Regions from separate parts of the Homo sapiens genome. Here region 1 is linked to region 2. A link is a contact called in ENCODE Hi-C or POLR2A ChIA-PET data. All regions are on one chromosome and are shown on one strand. Each heading gives the region's core, a stretch centred on a gene start or an enhancer-like site at or near the end of the contact. The rest is flanking DNA. Distances are from core to core; before and after follow the strand shown.

What was found. Hi-C counts contacts between places; a loop is a spot of excess contacts on that map. ChIA-PET counts read pairs that join two places held with the same protein, here RNA polymerase II (POLR2A). Pooled maps may share reads with other maps.
Region 1: a loop to region 2 is called in a pooled map, with 3 times the contacts of the local background. The contact joins the promoter of BTN3A3 here to the promoter of H1-3 in region 2. A Hi-C loop is called at or near these places in 3 of 50 pooled maps. POLR2A ChIA-PET finds 5 or more read pairs at or near these places in 2 of 52 experiments (PC-9 and T-cell).

Annotation. Positions count from the first base shown.
Region 1 is chr6:26,434,879-26,442,029 of GRCh38, reverse strand. BTN3A3 (butyrophilin subfamily 3 member A3) reads right to left here and starts at 1,526. Exons shown (of 11, transcript NM_006994.5): 1 at 1,382-1,526.
Region 2 is chr6:26,232,514-26,239,574 of GRCh38, reverse strand. It overlaps H1-3 (H1.3 linker histone, cluster member), which reads left to right and starts at 4,588. Exons shown (of 1, transcript NM_005320.3): 1 at 4,588-5,363. The coding sequence starts at 4,642. The coding sequence ends at 5,307. It also overlaps the pseudogene H2AC9P. RefSeq lists enhancers at 4,075-5,062, 4,976-5,385, 6,216-6,265.

The sequences.
Region 1 (7,151 bases), core at 277-2,776, 210 kb before region 2:
GCATTTCACATCTTCTGTTCCTCAAAACTTCTCTTTATGTTGCTATAGAAGGGGTATCATTTTTATTATCACTGGTTTCAAAGTTAACAATTTCTCTGCTCTGCTTAGAGTGAGACATATGTTTTCATTCTTTTTAAAGGATGTTTATATTTTCTTCCTGATTATAGTCAATATTGCAAATGAAGAAAAGCATAAAGGAATAAAAGTTCAGTGGCTCATGCCTGCAATCTTAGCAATTTGGATGGTCAAGGTGGGAGGATTCCTTGAGCCCAGGGGTTTAAAACAGCCTGGGTAACATAATGAGACCCCCATTTCTACAAATTAGTCAATCAATAAAATTAAAACTCTGTAGTAGTAATCATATACTTTGGTAGTAGAAATATAAATATTTCTCAAAGCATTTTGGTCATATATACAGCAAGCATCTTTAAAAAGTTACATGCTCTACCAAGGAAATGCTATTAAAAAAAAAAGTTGTATGCTTTACCCAAAAGTTCCACTTATAGGAATTATTGTTGAGGCAAAAAAAAAAGACAGAAATTAAGACAAAAATTTATGTCTGAGGTTGTTAAATATAATAAAATCTATACAGTAGCCAAATGTAGATAATTGAAATAGCCAAAATTAGTAAAGTATTACAAAATAATTATATATTCACACAATGAAATAGATTGTGTCCATTGAAACACATATATTGGGTTATGAGGAAATGATTAATGGAAGGAAAAACAGATACTGTACCTAAAACATACAAAACAAGGTTTAATGTATGGATCTAATGCTGTTAAAATGAGAAATAATTGCCCTTCATTAAAAACATGATGCCTAAAAGCTGCATAGAAATCTCTTTTATGATAGAGCCACGCACTGTTTGTCTACCCCCTGCCTGTTGTATGTGTATGCTGGTTCAGATTTTTCTATATTATAAGTATTTCTGTAATGAACAAATTTACATATGAATCTATAAGGCACATCTCTTTCTAGAATCTCTTAGAATAGATGGCTTGTGTTGGCCAAAACAGATTTTAGCGACTTTTTTGCCCTTTTCTGACCACAATAAGTTCTTAAGAACATGCAGTTGGAATATTTCTTCATTTATGTTGTCTCCCTCTCCTTCCACCAAATCCCAATATCTGCAGGTCTTTATTCTTTGCACTACTTGCCTCTTCTCCATGTGCCCACATGTGTGCATGGGTGCCCATGCGCACACACGCACACACACACACACACACACACACACACACACACACACACACAGAGGCACTGCACCCCTTTCCCTGGGCAAGTACTCTCCCTGCATGCCCACTCACCACTCTCAGCGATTCAGCTCTTGTCCTCCCAGGCATTGTAGCCCAGGCTCTAATCAACATTCCCCACTTACTTCTTAGTATTCCCCTCTGAAAATCACAGCCCACTGAAGAATGGTGGTTAATAGTTCTCCATTCTTTCTATTATGGTTGAGTCTCTCATTCCGAAGAAAGGAAAAAGAAAGCAGAGGCTATCTGGTTATTGTGAGGAATAATAACAATCTCTTTTTGGAAGAATTAGTTTTTTGATTGGCTCAGAGGTGATGTTTCTCATCAGTTGCTGGGAGGAAACCACTGAGGAGGGTTGAAATGAAAAGTGAAAGTACATTGAATTGTACACGTTGCAGAAAAATTCCAGCCGTACCTCCCTTAGTGTTTGTGTTTCTGTGTTTATCTATTTGAATCATTATTGCGTGTCCATGTATATAAGTATTTCTACATATTTACTTAAGTCTTTTATCATAATAGAAATAGCAGCAGAACAAAATGAGAAAAGATTATAATGTGGTGAAGAGAGAAAGTTGTGCACTAATTAAAATGCTACTGTGGCAGTTTGCTAACATTTGCTTGCATGAATATGGGTACCTGAAGGAGGAGATTTTACTACAGCGTCAAATAAATGTATACATGGAAAGAAAGCCAGACGCAATGCACATTTTTAAGCACCTCCAGCATCCAGACTTAGGATCTGTTATCAAATAATATAATGTTTCTGGTTTCCAGAGGCAGTGCTGATTGACATTTTTTACCTTTTTCAGGAAACTTTTAGTGCAGGTGTTTCTGAGCATCTTCATTCGCCCTCAGCTCCTGGTTTGTGCTATATTGTATTTTCCTGTGTATTTATTTCTCGTGCTGCCAGTGGAGTACATATTATCTGAAGCTGGAATCTAGATAGACTACAAATGCCATCTCTGTAAGAGGTCTGTGAGACAAACTGGTTCTTCCTGTGGCCTAGGACCTCAAAACACACTTTTTGGATTTGCAAGTCAGTGATCAAAACTCCTAAGATTAAGATGTGACTGGGGTTGATGAAATTTGATTATATTGTAACAGTTTGAATTTAGGCTGTGCAGTATCTGGTTGAGATGGCTGGTCCCTTCTGCATCATGCAGTCCCCCTTTCTTCTTGGTGATAAAGCCTAATTTTCTTGGGTACTTCAATAGGCTCTGCTATCTCATAGATACCAGAGAACAAGGGACTAAGTTGGAATCAATAGTTTGTAGGTAAAGTTGTGGGCTTGTGTTTCTCCCAGAGATCCTTCAGAATGGAGGCCAAGATAGCTGGGAGTGTGAGTGTACACTCTCCGTACTTCCTTCTTCCTCTTGTCTTGGATGTAGACTTTTGAACTAGAGGTGCGGCAGCCCTCTTAGAACCATGAGGCAACCTTGAGGTTGAAAGCCACATGCAGAGACAGCAGAGAATGAAGTCAGAAGCAGGCTGGGGCATGAATGACATCTCTGAGCTGCCAGGTCAGCCCTGGACTACCGCCATCTAAATTCATTTTACATGAAAACAAACAACAACATCAAGAAAAAACAAGAAAACCCTTGTTTTGTTTAAGCCAATGGTATTTCTGGTCTCTGTTACCAACAGAATCCCACAATTCTTCCCTCCCCCTTTTCCTTCCCAACAGTTTACCATAACACTTCTAAAACATAAAGCAAAGGTGAAAGAATTTTTGGTGAATACCAATATGCCTACCATGTAGATTATAGTGATATACTTAATATTTTACGAAACTTTCTTACTTTATTATAATCCATACCACTGTTCATTCCCTATTTATCCATCATACTTATTTATTTAAATGTTCATTTGCTCATTTTTATTTCTTTTCTTTTTCTTTTTTTTTTTTTGGTGAGATGGAGATTTACTCTTGTTGCCCAGGCTGGAGTGCAATGGTGCGATCTCGGCTCACCGCATCCTCCGGCTCCGAAGGTTCAAGCGATTCTCCTGCCTCAGCCTCCTGAGTAGCTGGGATTGCAGGCATGTGCCACCATGCCCGGCTAATTTTGTATTTTTAGTAGAGACTGGGTTTCACCGTGTTGCCCAGGCTGATCTCAAACTCCTGACCTCAGGTGATACGCCCGCTTCGGCCTCCCAAAGTGCTGGGATTACAGGCATGAGCCACTGAGCCCAGCCCATTTGCTCATTTTTAAATTCACAGTCTATCAGAAGCTGTGCTGCTTGAAATTATATCAGTAAGAATGATCACCCCACCCTTGCCTGAAGGATCCAAGTCATTTTTGACACAGCAGCTGAGGTGCTAAGCTTCAGATTAGGAGTTTCTGGGACCAATAGTTTGTATCGTTGAACTTTGTAGTTTCCAAAGTGTGAGGCCCTGGGTCCATTTCTCATCAGTCCTTTATACCGAACTCTGACAAAGAAGTCTTGGGAAAGAAATGGATGTGAAATGGGGCAGAAATGAATTCAGTGATTCAACAAATTTTTATTGAGAACCTACCATGTAGTAGGTCTCAGCCACTGAAGTTCAAAACTAGTGAGGAGAGGTTGCATAATAGAGTGGATAAGAGCACTAATTCTGAAGCCAGGTGGCCTGTGTGACCTTTGGCCAGTTCTCTAACTTCTTTGTGCCCCAGTTTCCCTACCTGTAAAATAATGACAGTAATAGTACTTGACTTTTAAGAGTTGTTGCTGTGAGCATGGAATGAGACAACACATGCAGTTTGCTTACAACAGTGTATGATAAAAAAGTAAGTCATAAGAATGTACGCTAAATGAAAAGTGCACTCAGCCCTCCTTCAAGACCTAGGCACTTGATGCTATCTTCTCTTTATCTTTTATAAGATCTAGTGCAGTGTCCTGCATGCAGTAGGTGTGGCAAAATGCCCAGAGATTTGTCTCCTTTATCGAGTTAGTCTCACCAAGAAATGTCCATTTCTCATGGTTATCTCACCTCTTGCTGCCATTAGGACCTCCCATGAACACAAATTTTCTTTATGCTACATCTAGATATCTGTCAGCATGTCCCAGGCACACTGGCTTACTATCTACTCTCTCTAGGCTTTTTTTTTTCTATCTTCATCTGTTGTCATGCACAACTCATTAGCCCTGGAACCCAAAGCTGGTTAACTAATCACTCAATGTTTCTGTTTCTTTGTCTATAGTGGAAATGAGACATGGTCCATAAGTTATTTAAGGAAGAGTTAGCACAGCACCTGCATGTATTAACCCTAAATGAATTTCATTGTCTTCCATTCTGAAAGGCTTAATTCTGATCCCTGCATTGATGACTCCTAAATCCACCTCCCCTGGAGAAAACATCGACAGTTGCCTGCTGTGAGTTGGAGTTTTAGTGTGAAGGTGAAGGGAAAATATCTGAAAAGTATGACGTGAGAAAATGTGTACACTGAAAATAGCAGTGGGGCAGGTGCCAGGGAAGATGGGAGGTAGGGGGCACCTTTTACATTGTATTCCATGGGATGATGCCTGCTGGGGTTGCACAATATATCCCATCCTCATCCGGTGGGCCACACGTTAGGAGATAGGGAGACCAGAAAGGAAGCTACTGTGACACTCTAGGCAAGAAATGATGGCAGCTTGGCAATGGAGGAGAGGGGACTTGATTGATTACTCACATTAATACTAGGAAATACTTACATAGAACCTGCTACAATGCTAGTATTGTGCTTAGAGATTTACATATATTAACAAGATTCACAACAACACTAAGAGGTACCTTATTTCCCACATTTTATAGACGTAAAAGCTGAGGTCCAGGGAGGTTAAATGACTTCCCAAGGTCACACAAGTAGTTTCTTTCTGAGCTGGGCCTTGAGCCCAGGCTGTCTCACTCCAGAGTCTTTGATCAAACCACTAAGCTGGACTATTGAAAGGAAGTACAAATAGCAGGGCTTGGCTATCAGTCGGATGTGGTGGGTTAAGAGAGAACAAGAGAAGGCTAAAATGACTCTTAGGTGGTGTCAGTCATTCAGATGATGATGGGTAGGCAGGGTTGATGGGAATTTTATTTTGGATACACTCATTGTGAGATGCCTAGTGGGCACTGAGTTCAGGGAATGTGTGGGGCTGGAGACAGAAGTACAGGTGCCAGTGGGGGTCTGCTTATGGGATAGGTGCCAGTGGGGGTCTGCTCTGAAAATGGATTGGACCATATGAGTATATGTGGTGTGAAATGAGAGCCCAGGACCAAAGCCTAAGGAATTTCAGCAGTTCTGGAGCAAGTGGAGCAAGAATTCTGAGAAAGATCTCCCTAGGAGCAGGGAAAGACCAAGAAGAGGGCCCTGGGGATTGATGAGGCAGATGCCACATAGGCAGGAACACCTACTCAGGCAGGTCTATGAAGAACTCAGGGTTGTCCATAAAGAAAGGACAGAGGTGTATAAAGACAAGCAAGGCCCAGTGTCTCACAGCTACAATCCCAGCACTATGGGATGCTAAGGCAGGAGGATCACTTGAGCCCAGGAGATCAAGGCCGCACTCAGCTATGATCACGTCACTGACCTCTAGCCTGGGGGGTGACAGAGCAAGATCCTATCTCTCTTAAAAAAAAAAAAAAAAAAAGCATGGCGGTGGGAGGGGAAAATAGAAATGTATAATGGATTTAATGATTGGGAATCCACTAGTAACTGTAAAACAATGTTTATGGTGTGGTACAGCAGTGGCCATCATCATGGCAAACAGTGCCTGACGGCCATGCATGTGTTCTCTTTCTGAGACTTTGCTTTCATGGAAGTAGAGACCTAGAGAAAGGCAAGTGTGGTGTATTGCCCTGGGAAAGGGGAAGCAGGGCAGTTACAGTGGGAGAACCTTGAGCTTGTATATGGTGTAGCCTACAGACTCTGGAGTGGACCCCTTATGATTACTCCTCTTGCAGTTTGCAGCCTGTACTTTCCCTGAGTGTGAGCTGAACCTATGGCTTACTGCTAACCAATAAAATATGGTAAAGCTGATGGCATGTCCCTTCCATGACTACATAATGTAGTGTAAGACTCTGTCTTGCTAGCTGACCCACTCTAGAGTCTCTGTCTTCCTGGCTGGCTTTGAAGACAAAAGTAGTCATCGTTGGAGACCCACATAGCAAGGAGCTGAGGTGGCCTGTAGGAGCTTAGAGCAGCCTCCAGCTTCAGCCTGCAGGGAGTCCTTCAACTGTAAAGAAATGAATTCTGTTAATGACCTGAGTGATCTGAAAAGAGGACTCTCCCACAGTCAAGACAAGATGAGGCTACATACAGCCTGGCCAACACCTTGACTTTTGCTTTGTAAAGTTCTGAGCAGAGAAGCCATCTAAGGTCTGCCTGGACTTCTGACCCAGAGAAACTAAAATGACAAATGTCTGCTGTTTTGAACCACTAAGTTTGCAGTAATTTGTTAAGCAGCAATAGATCACTAATGCATTAAATTGAAACAGGCAGTGGCAACAATCATGAAGATACAGAATACAGAAAGAATAACTTGTGTTTCCAGCCCTGACCTGTTGCCTGGACTGCACATTAATTGTTATTGCTATCATTTTATTTATTTACTTATTTACTTATTTTTTGAGATGGAGTCTCACTCTGTCTCCCAGGTTGGAGTGCAGTGGTGCAATCTCGGTTCACTGTAACCTCCGCCTCCCAGGTTCAAGTGATTCTTCTATCTCAGCCTCCTGAGTAGTTGGGATTACAGGCGCATGCCACTGCACCCATCTAATTTTTGTATTTTTAGTAGAGATGGGATTTCGCCATGTTGGCCAGGCTGGTCTCAAACACTTGACCTCAGGTGATCCACCTGCCTCGGCTTCCCAATGTGCTGAGATTACAGATATGAGCCACTGTGCCTGGCATGCACATTTATTATTGACCTGCCTACTCTGCATCTCCA
Region 2 (7,061 bases), core at 3,339-5,838:
CGCGTCGCCACACCTGGGTAATTTTTGTATTTTCTTAGTAAAGACGGGGTTTCGCCATGTTGGCCAGGGTGGTCTCGAACTCCTGACTTCAGGTGATCCACCCACCTTGGCCTCACAAAGTGCTGGGATTACTGGCGTGAGCCACCACGCCCGGCCATTTTTATTAATTCTTAAAATGTAGCAATACTTCTTAAATTTGGCCAATCATGAGACTTAGCGTTTGGCAGAGACATATACATTCACATCGTTTTTGGCATTCCTAATAAAGAAAGACCTCTAGTAAGGGAAACCAATATTAATTGAAGTTTCATTCTTAGTTTTTCAATGTATAATGCAATATCTGAGGTGTAAAGATAAGGAATCCCAGGCTTGAAGACATTATCCTCTAATAAATGGCATTGTATTGTTGGCTCGATTCTGGAGTCTCACTACCTTGCTACCTACCACTGCTTTCATGCCACTAAAGCATACATGGTAAATCATGGTGAATAAAGGTTTGTAAATTAACAAAAATAATACTAATAAATTCTGTGAAATACTGTCCTAATAAAAGATTCCGGAAGAAGTGTTCTACACACAGATCATAGGGTATGTGTAGTAGAAAAATTCAACATTAACTCTTACAGTCTACTGCTTCACATTCATTGCCTCCTATATACTGCAAGGGTAACTTAAAAATCCCGTCTCTGCTGGTGCCTAAAAGCAGTGAGAAGATTATTCATTTTGTGGAGTTAAGAGTCTACTTAAATTTTGGCTTAGGTTCAGTTACCTGTAGGAATAGACACAAGGATCTCAAGTGCTCTCCTTTTTGAGGTAGGCACCAAACAAGCATCATTCATTCATTCAACAATTTAATGTCCACTACATGCCAAGAATAGTGTACAAATACCAGGTTTACAAAGATAATCACATTTATTCTCTTAAAGAACTCAAAAGTTTAGTAAAGGGAAAAGTACACTCAGGGTTAGGGGGCAGATATCAGACCAGCATACTTCTACTTACTGTCAGGTATTTAAGGGCGGAGCAGCCATATCCCAGCTATACTGGCATCACTCTGAAGCTTGTTAGACATACAGAATTTCGGGCCCAACCCCAAATCAATGGAATTGATATTACATTTTTAATGAGATCTCTAAGTGGGTGGTAGGTATGCTCTTCCAAGTTTGAGAATAATTGTTTTAAAGCTCTGCTGTCCTATATTAGCCACTAGCAACATGTGCTCATTTTTATTTAAATTAATTTAAATTAAAAATTAATTTGCACACTTACTCTAGCCACATTACGGTACTCAGTAGCCACATATGGTTAGTGGCTACCTATTGGACAGTGTTAATACAGAATATTTTTATCATCGCAGAAAGTTTTATTGGGCTGTATCTGTGATAAGGGGGTTTCTTCTGAAGAGCTTCTAATCCAGTCTAGAAGGGAGGAGGGAGTTTGGTGGATGCCTGAGACATGTAAAGAGAAAACTGTAAGTTTGAGTATAGTAGTGGCCTTCTTAGGAAATAAAATTAACACAATACTGTTGTACTTGAAGAGGAATTTCAAGGAGCCAGTGTCCTCAGGTAAGACTACCTCATAGACGGTTACAATCGATGTGATTTCTCATGGACTTTTTGAACACGTTTGATTCTAACACAAAGCTTTATTTTCTATAATAGTCTATATATGTTTTCACCCCTTTTAATATTTATTCTATATAGTTTCTTTTTTTTTTTTTGGAAATCTTTAAAATCTGAATTGTGTGATGCTTAAGCACAGTGTCACTGGATTGATCTATTGAATACTACCTACAACTCTCATAGTCATTTACTATGGTGGTGGTGGGGATGGGGGAGTTAACACAAAATGAAGAGAACACTGGGCCTTAAGTTAGATAGCTATCACTTATCTAACTAGTTTTTCCTAGCTACTTTTTGCATCTATAAAATAAATGGTTCCAACCTCAGTGTAATGGGAAATCTACTGTTTTAGATTATATTCAGATTTAGGATTCCAAAGCAACACAGAACTCTTTTTGAGGGCTACCAAAGTAATAGGTGAAACTTTGCAGGACTTCAAGTTTACAGTCCATGGGGTGATCCAGCTTTCAGGAACCTTGTCCTTGCTACAATTACAGAGAAGATAAGTACCAGGTCCCAACTTATGTAGCCTAGCCCCTTTCCTCTTTGAACATCTGGCGAACTTTGTTGGTGAAACTGAGTCTCAGTTATTGCCCTCCAGAAAGAGCAGAGATTAGTTAGCCCAATGCCTTTTTACTTACTGAGATCCTAAGTAGCTATGGGAACCAGTCAGTGTTGCACAAGAATGAAATGGTGGCATCTGTTAATTGACTATATCTAACACGGTGAACAATTCCAACAATTATTCAACAACTATTAAGACTACAATAATGATCAAAATAATAAACAGTAAACAATCTGAATTTTAATTGTACCTTTACGTCTAGGCAATATAAAGCTATGGTCCCAAAAAAAAATACTTAGAGTATGCTTGTGACTATCACTGTTGAAAATGATATCCATAATGATGCACCGCCCCTGCCTCCAGAAACCTATAAAATGCTTCCCTACTGGAATTGTGGGGTCCTACTAATCCAATTCTATAAGTTTAGCTTTTTTATAAACCACATTTGTATTTCAGTGGTGTATAACACGGTCTTAAGTCCCAGAGACTTGTTTCTAATACATGCAAGAGAGTAAATAATTACTTAAGACAAGCTTAGTAATTTTTTTTTTTGAGATGGAATTTCACTCTTGTTGCCCAGGCTGGAGTGCAATGGCACTATCTTGGCTCACTGCAACCTCCGCCTTCCGGGTTCAAGCGATTCTCCTACCTCAGCCTCCCAAGTAGCTGGGATTACAGGCGTGTGCCACCATGCCCGCCTAATTTTTGTATTTTTAGTATAGACAGGGTTTCACCATGTTGGTCAGGCTGGTCTTGAACTCCTGACTCAGGTGGTCTGCCCAGCATGGCCTCACAAAGTGCTGGGATTACAGGCGTGAGCCACTGCGCCTGGCCAAGACAAGCTAAGTAATTTTTATGAAATTAGTTGAATGAGGAGAGATGACATCTTTAAAGTTGATTATTTTATCTAGGATTTATATGAAAAAATCCTCTAATCACTATTGAGTGTAGGCCAGAATAACTTGATTTTTTGAAATGAGTATTTTTGTTAGAAGAAACATAACATCAAACTACTTCTCTTGTTTCTTCAACATAGGAGTTCATTTCAGCATCTGATTACTTGATGGAGAATATCAATTTTGTGCTTAATTATTTAATAATAACCTAATTCCATCAGCTGTATTGCAAACTAACAGATAAAGAATACTGAAGTTACTCATGTTTGCTTTGAAATGTTTGTTCAGCTCCTTAGGTGGACATATTCAACCAATTAATTTAGGGTGTGACAGCTTAGTTCATATTTTGTGTGTAAAAAGCCAAGTAGAATGATGAAAATTTACAGTGATTTAAATCAGATATTTTTCTTTCTAACCCTTGATGCCCACACTTGCAATGTTGAAAATTTGTATTTTATTTTTTTAAAGTGACTTTTACCAGTTATTCAAACAGGTTGTACAGAGAAAGAGGAAGGGAAATTTGTATTATAAATATGATTTTAAAATATAAAAAATGTACAAAATTCTATGATGAATATTAGCAAAAAAATAGTGTATTTCATTAAATTATTTATAAAGTGATGGGACACAAACATGTACACAAGCTCTCAATGCTCACAGTTGCCAAAATGATGTTGGCCTGCCATTCTATTATTTGTTGGTTCAGTTTTCTTTTTTGGGGATGTGGTAGTTGATCTTTAATGCCCATTCTAGATCGGAAAAATCCATGATCCTAACTTTTAAGAGAAGGTTGGTAACTCTACTTAGGACTTTTTTTTCTGTAAGAGGAATAATGTAGCCTCACCCTTATCTTTCTGGAAATGTTTAAACCACTGAAATATGGAGATCAAATCCAGCTTACACACTGGTAACTCAAATACTATTTTTTTTTTTAAACTATCTTTTCTAAACTAATCACCCCTCTTGTACATAGAACTTTCTACCTCAGTGCCAATTCCTAGAGGTTGATGCAAACAGCTCGCCAGAGAGCCTGTGCTATTGTTCCTGCGAAAAAACCCAATTTCCCTGCACATTTGGATAAAAATGAGTTTATCTATATAAAGTTGAGACGGTAAGAATTCACAGAACAATGCCCTGGAAGAGAGATTTGCAAATGAAAGAGGGAGAAATAGTATTTTTAAGGAAAACATGAAAGTTGTCTCGATTTGACCGAAGTTTGAAAGAGAGTTGGGGGAATAAGAAAAGTTTCAAGATGCCGGTTTTAAAACTATGCATAGAAACAAAGGCAGGAATGAAGCCCGAACTCTCTCGGATCAGTTTCCCCCAAGTCTCTAATTATTTCATGCCCAGATTTCTTATATTTTTACTCTTTTTTAAGGGGCAACAAACACAGCAGCGCGGTAGATACGAGGAGTCCTTTTCCAGCAGCGCCGCGCATGGAGCAAGGAACCAATCATCACTCAGCGTCTCTCTATATAAACCCTCAGCCTCCCTCGTAGAGGACATGCTGTTCTGACAGTTTGAGATTACTTATTGTCTTTTCTGGGAAGACAAAAACATGTCGGAGACTGCTCCACTTGCTCCTACCATTCCTGCACCCGCAGAAAAAACACCTGTGAAGAAAAAGGCGAAGAAGGCAGGCGCAACTGCTGGGAAACGCAAAGCATCCGGACCCCCAGTATCTGAGCTTATCACCAAGGCAGTGGCAGCTTCTAAGGAGCGCAGCGGCGTTTCTCTGGCCGCGCTTAAGAAAGCGCTTGCGGCTGCTGGCTACGATGTAGAAAAAAACAACAGCCGTATCAAGCTTGGCCTCAAGAGCTTGGTGAGCAAAGGTACTCTGGTGCAGACCAAAGGTACCGGTGCTTCTGGCTCCTTCAAACTCAACAAGAAAGCGGCTTCCGGGGAAGGCAAACCCAAGGCCAAAAAGGCTGGCGCAGCCAAGCCTAGGAAGCCTGCTGGGGCAGCCAAGAAGCCCAAGAAGGTGGCTGGCGCCGCTACCCCGAAGAAAAGCATCAAAAAGACTCCTAAGAAGGTAAAGAAGCCAGCAACCGCTGCTGGGACCAAGAAAGTGGCCAAGAGTGCGAAAAAGGTGAAAACACCTCAGCCAAAAAAAGCTGCCAAGAGTCCAGCTAAGGCCAAAGCCCCTAAGCCCAAGGCGGCCAAGCCTAAGTCGGGGAAGCCGAAGGTTACAAAGGCAAAGAAGGCAGCTCCGAAGAAAAAGTGAAACTGGCGGGACGTTCCCCTTTGAAAATTTTAAACGGCTCTTTTCAGAGCCACCCACAGGTCTCAGTCAAAAGAGCTGAAGCTTTTTGGAGGGGGGAGTGGGGTGGAGAGGGGTGCGGGTGCTGCGGTGTTGTGCGGCCACGGTCTATCCTAGTCGTGCTGGTTGGGGGTCAGTTATTAACAGCTCCCAGCAGCCTGGGCGCAAGGATCCTTCCGTCTCAGTCTCAGCCACAGTCACCGGATAGCTAAGGCTACTTGAGCCACCAGGTCCTACTTTTTCTTCAAATTCCCGCGGTGGTGTGTGATTGGCCGGCCGATTTCTGTTAAAGCGCGGCGCTTAAAAGTGGCCCTGAAAAAATTTTATTTCTGACACAGGGATGTGGTGTAAATGCTTTAGTTTACTTTAGCGTTGAGGTGACTTCCTGAGCACATCCCGTCCTGGTTGTGAGCAGTACGTGGCATGCCCAAGGTGCTTCCGGCCCACGATCTTGTGCAGCTGGTCGTTGAGAATGGCCAACTGCTGGTGGTGCCCGGTGTCTGTCTTTTCGCAGGCCTTTGATAAGCCTTAGCTTTGGGATATCGGCCCTCAGGTACTGTATTTGTAAATAGTGTGGGGGCTGCACTGCGTGACGAGGTGGCTCTCCTGTAATCCCAGCATTTTGGGAGGCCGAGGCGGGGGCATCACGAGGTCAGGAGTTCGAGGCCAGCCTGAAGAACATGGTGAAGCCCCATCTCTGCTAAAAAAAAATACAAAAATTAGTCAGGCGTGGTGCCGCGCGCCTGTAATTCCAGCTACTTGGGGGCTGAGGTAGAAAATCACTTGAACCCGGGAGGCGGAAGTTGTAAGCCGAGATCGCGCCACTTGCACTCCGGCCTGGGCGATAGAACGAGACTCCGTCTCAAAATAAAAAGTGTGCCCATTGTCTTTTTCTGTCAGTGGCCAGCGTCTCCAGGACTTATTTTCCCAGGGGCTCTCTTGCTTGTTCATTTATTTCTGCCTACTCTTAACCTCCTAGCACTGCCGCCAGGTAACACTAGCATGCTGGTCCAACCCGCTCGGAGTAGCTGTATTTGCGGAGGACGCGGTGTATTAGCCCTACTGGCAACTGTAGGCCCGCGTGGCAAAGCAGGTCTTGCTTTTGGCGCGAGTGTGGTCTTGCTTCCCACGTCCAGGTAATGTTAGAAAAAAATGCAATTCTTGTATTAAGCCAATCGGAGGGATAGTTCATCATAGCCTCTGGCTCAGTTTTGTAAAACTTGCTTTTTCTGTTGGTTTGCAGAGCCTGCTGAATTAACCAATCAGAACGTATTCTTAGATTTTTATTTGCGTGGTTTTTCCGAGAGAAAATTTTTCACCAATCAGGTTGCGATATTAACAGTTGTGTATGCTGGGACGTAGTCGAAAAGCCTGTTTTTTTTTCCACCTCCCCCTCAGATGGAATTCTCCAAATGGAATTCTCTTTTTGGAGACTACTCACCTTGTCATTCTGCGTCAATCTGCACAAGTATTGCTACCACCCTGATGCTGAGAGATAGTAAAAAGTATGAAAGGAACCTCTGTCAGCTTATAATCTGCTTCTTTTCCCAAATTGCTTTCTCACAGATTGAGCTGAACCAGGGAGCTAGAGTTAGCTATCCAATACATATTTGGTGATTAGATAAGAAATAGAGAGGGAAAAATAAATGAAAAAACTTGGAGAAGGGAGGAAGAAGCCTGAAATTGGGGTTACCAGGACAAATAAATGGGCTATAGGA